Linked DNA regions of Homo sapiens: region 2 is linked to region 1. Evidence: read pairs that join two places in POLR2A ChIA-PET (ENCODE). Cell type or tissue: CD4-positive, alpha-beta T cell. All regions are shown on one strand. Each heading gives the region's core, and the rest is flanking DNA. Links, peaks and the distances in the headings are about the cores only.

Region 1 (4,398 bases), core at 99-4,098:
TTTTCTTCAACCTGTACAGTCTCTCTTTCCTTGAAGTTGCTTTTTCCTATTCATCTTGGTCTCTGTTTTTCATGTGAGAGGTTTTCCTCAGTGCCTGTTAAACCTTGATTATCTGTTAATATTTAAGAATGGAGCTAAAAAGCTGAGTAGATATTTTGAACCAATAGGGCCTTGTTGGCCAGAGGCTCCACGACACGTTCTGGCTGGGTTATCTGGCTAAAGGACCCACACAGCACTGCCTTTAAATTTTCACTCTTGGGGAGATCAAATTCCCCTTAGAAGACTCTTCCGGGCTCATGCTCAAAGGATATAATTCTGGCCACCACATCATGGGAGCTCACTGGGGAAAGAGCAGTGGGTCTCAGTGTCTGTCCACTTAATTTCTCGGTTTCCAGCACAGCACCCAGCCCTCATCTCTGCCCAGTGTCCTCCTATCTGTGGACCTTCTGTTATAGACTCTGCGGTGCGGACAGGCTACCGGCCTGGTTGTGCAGAGAGGGGAGGGACCTGAGAGTCAAACTGCTTCCTAAACAGACTTTGAACCACTCCTAGTTTTAGGAGGCCCCACATCACTTCCAGGAACCTGGCGCTGCCAATTCCTGAGCCTTTGTGGGATTCTGGTTGGTTTCTCAAATTTCCTCACTGCTGACTTAGGATTCAGTTTTCCTAGGTCTGTTGTATTGTTGGCCACACTTCTTACTTTCTAGCTTTCAAAATATTGTTGCTATGGGGAGTTGAAAAAAAATGTTGTTGCTATCATTTCTTCCCTTTTTATCAGAAAGATAAAAAATGCCAAATGCCAGCACAAAGAGAATAGACCCACACTAAGGCACACCAGTGTGATAGCTCAAAACAGTGAGGACAAAGAACAGATGCTACAGGCTTCCAAAGAGGAGGAGCAAACAAGTCCTACCTAAAGGATGACAAATCAGAATGGCATCAGACTTCTCAATAGCAACCCTGAAGGCCAGATGTGTGTGTCTGTGTGTGTGTTTTGTTCTCCATCTGCACCTGGAAGTTGGGAGATTTACTTATCACTCTTTAATTTTTTCTGTTGTTTTATTGTTTAATCAATGTTTTAGTTACAAACTATTAATTATCGCAAATTGTTTCACATTTTTTTTTTTTTTTTTTTTTGAGATGGAGTTTCTCTCTGTTACCCAGGCTGGAGTGCAATGGCGCAATCTCAGCTTACTGCAACTTCCCCCTGCCGGGTTCAAGCGATTCTCCTGCTTCGATTCTCCTGCTTCAGCCTCCTGAGTAGCTGGGATTACAGGTGTGTGCCACCACACCCAGCTAATTTTTGTATTTTTAGTAGAGACGGGGTTTCATTATGTTGGTCAGGCTGGTCTCAAACTCTTGACCTTGTGATCCGCCCACCTCAGCCTCCCAAGGTGCTGGGATTACAGGCGTGAGCCAAGTGCCTGGCAAGAATTGTTTTGCTTTTTAAGATAATCTAGTTCATTTTTTTCAAAGCAGCTATGAGAGTATAGCATGTAAAAACTGCAAAATAATGATCAGCCTTTAAGGCTTTGAGTGGTTCCCAAGTGCTGAGCTCTGTCATATCTGCATGTATCTGCATGTATGTGCATGTATATTTACAAAGGAGACAGCTGTGGCTGACATGGAGAAGGTAATGTACCCACAAATTGTGACACAAGACCAATAAAAAATAATACAGCTATAAGCAGGAAATGAAGTAGGTCACAATGAGTCATCATCCGTTGTGTGAAATTTCTTAGGTTATTGTTACCTCAGCCCAGAGAAGAGTTTTCAATTCAGTTGCACACGAGTTATCCCACTTATAATGAATCTTCTGAAGCCATTAGTTGTTTCCTAATTTTTTGATTGTACATCCTTATAAGAAAAACATTTCAGCATACCCTCAAATATGTAAATGTATTTATTTGCAGGTTATACATGTCATATCAATATCAGTACAATACTAACATCCAAATAAGTAGAGATTTTTTTAGAGGATGCAATAGAAAATAAAATTAGAAGTTCTAATATTTTCCTTGAGTACCTCAGTGGATCATCTTAAACACCATGGAATTTTCCACCACGATGAATATCCAAACACTTAGACAAGGTTTTTGAAAGACTCCTACTCAGACCCTACCGAGGCATTCTGAATCAGAACTTCTGAGGGTAAGGCCCTAATGAGACAGCCAAACGCCAAGGCAGATAAAAAGGGGTCCCCGGAGAATCTCTAACCCTCCCCACAGGTGTTTACATCAGATGTTTTTGTGCAGACGAAGGAACTTGCCCAGGGCCTTGTCTGAGCATGCCCACATGAGCCCTGGGGGAGCAGGGTGGAGTCACAGGCAGGGGGAGGAGCCCTGGGATTCAATCTGTGAAGTGGGGAGCCTGTTTTCGCTTTGCTGAGGTTTTTTTTCATTTTTCCCTTTTCACCCAATAAAATCCTGCTCTATTCACCCTTCAATGTGTCCACGTGCCTAATTTTCTTGGTCATGTGACAAGAACCTGGTTTTAGCTAAACCAGGAGCAAAATTCTAAAACACTAGCAAGGACATTTTGAAAAAGTTTCCCTGCTGATTCCCATGTGCACCTTTGGTTTAAAAATACAATTCTAAAGATACAAGAATTAGAACCCCTAAAGGCCAGGTGCAGTGGTTCACGCCTGTAATCCCAGCACTTTGGGAAGCCGAGGCGGGCGGATCATGAGGTCAGGAGTTCGAGACCATCCTGACCAACATGGTGAAGCTCCGTCTTTACTAAAATACAAAAATTAGCCCAGTGTGGTGGCGGGTGCCTGTAATCCCAGCTACTCGGGAGGCTGAGGCAGGGGAATTGCTTGAACCCGGGAGGCAGAGGTTGCAGTGAGCCAAGATCGCGCCACTGTACTTCAGCCTGGGCGACAGAGCCAGACTCCATCTCAAAAAAAAAAAAAAATTAGAATCCCTAAAACACTGAACATAGTAGTCAAATGGCTACTGAATGCAAAGATCAGTCAATTAACTCTGGGAAATGTATAGTTCAACAGATTATCTGGATCATCATGTGCCTCAAAAAACATTGTGCTCTCCTCCCAACTCCATATTTTTCTTCCTCTGACTCTGTCCTTTCCTTTCTATTTTATTAATTTATTATTATTATTATTTTTTGAGATGGAGAGCTCTCTAAGTTGCGCAGGCTGCTCTCAAATGATCCTCCTGCCTCAGCCTCCCAAGGTGCTGGGATCACAAGTATAAGCCAACATGCCTGGCCTCCCCTCACTTTTAATATAACTTGAACTTTACTATTATATGCATAGATATTCATTATAGAAAATATAGATAAGCAAAAAAGAAGAAAATAAAAATGAATTCATAATTCTACCATTCCAAAATAATGAAAATGTTTACTCATAGCTTTCAATATATTTATGCAAACATGTATTTAAAAGGGAATCGGCCGGGGGCAGTGACTCACGTGTGTAATACCAGCACTTTGGGAGGCCGAGGTGGGCAGATCACCTGAGATCAGGAGTTTGAGACCAGCCTGGCCGACATGGTGAAACCCCGTCTCTACTAAAAATACAAAAATTAGCAGGGCATGGTGGCAGATGCCGGTAATCCCAGGTACTCCAGAGGCTGAGGCAGGAGAATTGCTTGAACCCAGGAGGAGGAGGTTACAGTGAGCCGAGATCGTGCCATTGCACTCCAGCCTGGGAGACAAGAGTGAAACTCCATCTCAAAATATATATATAAATAAATAAATATAAAAGGGAATCATACTGTACATGCCATTTTTAACCTGACTTTCTTCACTGTGTAATTATGTATTTTTTTCCGAGAAAATAAGAATGAAAGCTCTGACAGAGCCAGGAACAGTGGCAAGAGAGCTGATCGGCAAAGAGCAGGTGGTGAGATCAGAAACTCCCCCACTAACCTGCTGAACTGCCATCCTCTCCCTCATATTCTCTTCCCTCTACCTTCTGATCCTCCCTGACTTCATCTCTCTTCCTCTGTTTGCCTTCTACATGCTCTTTCCCTTTCTCTTTTCTTTCACCTTCTACCCTCAATTCTCTCTACTAAAGCAACCAAGGCCTTCAGGACAAGGATTAATATTTAATAGAATTAAACTTCCTGTTAATTTGACAAGGGATGCATAACCAGGAAGCTGGAGTGACAGCTGCACCCTCCTCTGAAGTGGGGATTTTCTGAGCAAGCCCAAGCAAGAGCCCTCTGTTCTTCTACTTTTTTTTTTTTTTTTGAGACAGAGTTTCGTTCTTGTTGCCCAGGCTGGAGTGCAATGGCATGATCTTGGCTCACTTCTCCTGCCTCAGCCTCCCAAGTAGCTGGGATTACAGGCATGTGCCACCATGCCCGGCTAATTTTGTATTTTTAGTAGAGACGGGGTTTCACCATGTTAGTCAGGCTTGTCTCCAACTCC
Region 2 (4,398 bases), core at 309-4,308, 65 kb after region 1:
CAGAGTGAGACCCTGTCTCAAAAAAAAAAAAAGAAAGAAATTCATCTTCTACAAACCAATTTGTTCTTCAATACAGAGTATCATCAACATCCAATTATAATTAATAACAAAGATGACCAGTTGGATATAAGATACTGCTTCAAGCTTTTGCAAAAGTCAATAATACCACTAAGGTTATTTAATCATCCAGTTTTTTATTCACTTGTGCCTTGTAGGTGTTACAAGTAATTTTATATGGAACTCCCCAAATAGTGAAAAATGTAGATTGTCTCTGAAAAACTGCAGGCTTTAAAATTGCTAATATTTTCTATTCTTTTTAAATAAAGATCTCCTTTATTTGAACTCATAGCATTTATAATCTATACTATATGACTATCTTCTGTTTTGTAGAGTTTCTATTTATGTCACTTGTGTATGAGTCTTTTCTTCCAACCATATTTGTCTTTTACTTCAAGGCAGAGGTTGTGTTTCACACTTCCTTTGTTTTGTTGCTGCAACTTGGACAGAGCTCAGCACAGAGCAGGTGCTCAAAATAAGCACTTATTAGTTAGTGTTCTCCAAGTCGTCCAGTGATGACTCCTAGTATATATATCGAGTGTTACTATGTATGTGAGAGAGAACAGAGTGCATGCCTATAGTAGGCTGAATGATGATCCCAAAGATATAAGGTTCTAATCCCCAGAAACTATAAACATTACCTTACATAGAAGAAGGGTCTTTGCAGATGTGATTAAGAATCTTGACATGGGGAGATTATCCAGGATTATCCAGTGAGCTGTAAATGTCATTATAAATGTCCTTATAAGAGAGAAGGAGAGGGAGATCTCTCTCTCTCTCTCTTTCTCTCTCTCTCTCTCACACACACACACACACACACACAGACACAGAGAGAGAGAGAGAGAGAGATTGAGAGAGAGAGGATGATGTGAAGGAGCAGAGAAAAATTTGAAGATGGAGTGAATGAAGTGATAAAGCCACAAACCAAAGAATGTCAGAAACTGGAAAAGGCAGAGAACAGATTCTCACCTGGAGCATCTGGAGGGAGGACAGCTCTGCCAGTACCTTGATTTCTGCCTGGTGACACTGATTTAGGACTTCTTGCCTCCAGAACTGTGAGAGAATAAATTTCAGTTGTTTTAAGCCACAAAATTTGTGATAATTTGTTAGAGCAGCCATAGGAATCCTAACACAATGCCAATCAACAATATATTTTATTATTGGGAGGTTTAAGAATCATGCATCTGGGGTCTTCTGGATCCCTATCTGTCTTCCAATTCCGACCTAATGGCACCATTACAAGTCAATTCCACTGTAGACTGTATAAAGGAAGCCACTCTGCAACACCTTTCAACACATGTTATCAGTCATATTGAGTAATTTCTCAAGGAGGCCCAATAATATCTAGACCAGCAGGCATTTCCACCCACTGCTCTACTAATGCCATATAGGTTGGTTTCTTCCTCTCAAATTCTCTGATCTCTCAGCTGACTATAGGCTTTAGCGGTGCCCTGTGTGATGACAGCAGGGTTTTGGATATAGTAAGTAGGAGCCACTTTTGGTATCTAATAGGAAACAAAAGGATCTATGGAATTGACCCATTGGTAAAGTGAGATTGCCTTCAAACCCACAAGAAAACTCCACTAGCTTCCTAAATAAAATTTGCTTTCATTTTCAAATTAAGAAGAATATAGAAATGCCCTAGTTTCAATAAAACCTGAGTTGAACACAACTTCCTGCCTACAAAATGCCAATCGAATGAAAGCTGAAGGTGGAATTGGCTATACAGGGACGGCATGCCATTCCTCTGCTCACACTGGACAGAGCATCTTTGTGTCTAGGTCACTCTAGAACCAGCTGGGGGCCTAGGGGCACTGGAGATAGATGCAAGGGCTTTACCGTTGTTCAACCACTTTTTAAAAATGGTTTGTTTTGGTTTGTTTTGTTTTGAAAACCAGGAAAGCAGTCTGCCTTTCCAAGGTCATTAGCTCCATCACAGGCCTCTTCTTTTCACAACCATATTGTTTTGTTTTCTCTAACCTGGAAGACGACTCAACCACAAATGTAATGTTTATCTTTCAAAATAGCAGCTGAAAAAAAAGTACAGGATGTGTGAGACTAAAAACACTCTTTCGGCTTCCTCTACTTTTTTTGTGACTTTCCTCGGGTTCCTCCCTGAGGAAGAGTCTGCTATATATAAGTAATATTCTTCATTTGGCTTAGTGGTGCTCTAAATGAGAGCAGCGTAACCTCAGGAACACAAGCTTGTCTGCTCTGTATCTGTTGGCAGGCACGGGGTGAACTGCAGTTTAGCAATGATTTCTCACCACCTTGTCTTCCTCATTATTTAATGACTCCAAGTGTATGCATCTTGACTTCTCTCCACAGTTGTTTGAAAATACCATTTGACCATGGACACCAGAGCTTCTGAAATACTGGCTTTCCCTTGGGTACTCAATAAGAAAAACTTCTTAGAAATCTGTCTTCAACCAACTGAGCTGTTTATTTTCTTCTTGGGTGCATTCCATTAGACAACAGGATTTATTAGTTCAAATTCCTGTTTCACAGAACGACTTGTTCTTAATGACATGTGTCCTTTCTTCTACTTCCCATACCCCACGCCCTCTCTGCCCAATTTCTCTCTTCCTTTATGTCTGTATCTTTGCACAGTCTTCTGCAGCCACCCACTTACTCGCCATTAACAAGGAACCTTTTTCATCTCCATGATGATGAACGTGATTTTTATAAAGTGAATAGGTAATGTGGCAAAGGTTTTTAAACAGTGAATTGAATTGCTTTTGATTAAATACCATTAAGACTCCAAGTTTGCAGTATGTATGTGTTTGTTTCTGTTATACACAGTCCAATTCTTCATAAAACTAACGCTGGGGGCCCGGCATGGTGGCTCACGCCTGTAATCCCAGCACTTTGGGAGGCAGAGGTGGGCGGATCACCTGAGGTCAGGAGTCTGAGCCTGGCCAACATAGTGAAACCCCGTCTCTGCTAAAAATATAGAAATTAGCCAGGCGTGGTGTTAAGTGCCTGTGATCCCAGCTACTCAGGAGGCTGAGGCAGGAGAACCACTTGAACCCGGGAGGCGGAGGTTGCAGTGAGCCGAGATTGCGTCACCATACTCCAGCCTGGGCAATAGAGTAAGGCTCCATCAGCCTCAAAACAAAAAACAACAAAACTAGCGCTGGTATCTCAGAATGATAGTTGTGCAATTTCTTAGTAATGACTATAACGCAATGTTTTACTATGCCTCCAAGAGTATCCTTTTTCCTTGCAAAACGTAGTTTCACTTTCAGAAAGAGACGAATATCAAAGTTTAAAAATGGATCAAGCCAAAAAAAAGGAAAAACTAGTTAAGATATACATGAAACAGCAGGCTCCCTCAATAGTATGACCCATAGTACTAAAGACAAAGGCATTAAAAGAGTCAAGTGGGACAAATACTAACAGTGCATAGCTACACTGAGGTATTATTCCCCTCATTTAGTGACTCACTGGACTTTAACTGAGACTAGACTACTTGAAGAAGTTTCTGACTGTATGGGTATTTCTTGAAACACTAGCGATTTTTGTTTCTTTTCTGTTGAGTAGAGGTTTATTTGCAGTTCCATGTAATTTTATTCTCTTAGGGAATGTCTTATTGTGTTCATTCCTCTAATCCTTCTATGCCTAAAAAATGGCCCCCTGAGCGTTTAGAAAGGGAAGGGAGGTACTGACTATTTTCTATTCCTTAGCTATTTTCACTGGTGAAACCAAAAGCAGACTACTTCCTTAGTATATCTTTTAGCATCTGATCAGATTCTCTTTTATAATTTTTTTTCCCCTCTGTGTGTGGTCTCTTAAAGCAAATGGCAGTTAAACATGCTATTTCTGCTTTAGGTCATGCACTTTCTCTAAGATGGAATTTACAGGGCTTTTATGCTGTGCAATCAACCAAACCCAAGTATCCCAAGGAGAAACTTCCATGTTTCTCTCTACATATAAATATACTATATTTATATAATATACTATATTATGTATAATATAGTATACTTAACATGCTGAATTTCCCTTGGCCTTCCAAAGGTATATCTTGACACTGTGCTTATTTTTATCTAAAACCTCCTCTAAGGAAAACTTTAAAAATTCAAAAAGGAGTTTTTATGTAAATATTTGTATCTTTGTTCTCTGGAATTTTAATAAATCAAACCTTTCCTCCCTTTTCTGAAAATAAGCCAGAGGAAAAGCAGATGAAAGATTATACAGAAACAGTCTTTTTAGATGCTTTCTGACTCAAAGTACGAATTTATCTTGGTTATATGTTCTCACTGTAATTCAATAATTCCAAGCACAAGGAAGTTGATTATACCAGATTCAAAGTAAAAATCTTCCCAGCACTTTGGGAGGCCA

The links. ChIA-PET counts read pairs that join two places held together with the same protein. Peaks named below come from ENCODE experiments on the same cell type or tissue, not always from the same donor. Only the 100,000 strongest peaks of a DNase experiment are listed, where the experiment ranks them.
Region 2: POLR2A ChIA-PET joins it to region 1 with 55 read pairs; 13 of 35 experiments call an interaction of 5 or more read pairs at or near these places.

The regions. Positions count from the first base shown.
Region 1 is chr13:48,154,390-48,158,787 of GRCh38, forward strand. All of the region lies in intron 4 of LOC105370198 (a long non-coding RNA gene), which reads right to left. Among named protein-coding and RNA genes, the nearest start is that of MED4, 61 kb to the left of the region's middle. RefSeq lists an enhancer at 2,226-2,345. In CD4-positive, alpha-beta T cell, for the core only: no CTCF peak of the experiment used is centred there; DNase peaks (open chromatin) are centred at 1,662 and 2,302; H3K4me3 peaks cover 926 bases; H3K27ac peaks cover 1,877 bases.
Region 2 is chr13:48,219,373-48,223,770 of GRCh38, forward strand. It overlaps LOC105370198 (a long non-coding RNA gene), which reads right to left and starts at 2,937. Exons shown (of 6, transcript XR_007063792.1): 1 at 1,027-2,937. In CD4-positive, alpha-beta T cell, for the core only: no CTCF peak of the experiment used is centred there; DNase peaks (open chromatin) are centred at 2,179 and 3,189; H3K4me3 peaks cover 1,881 bases; H3K27ac peaks cover 3,663 bases.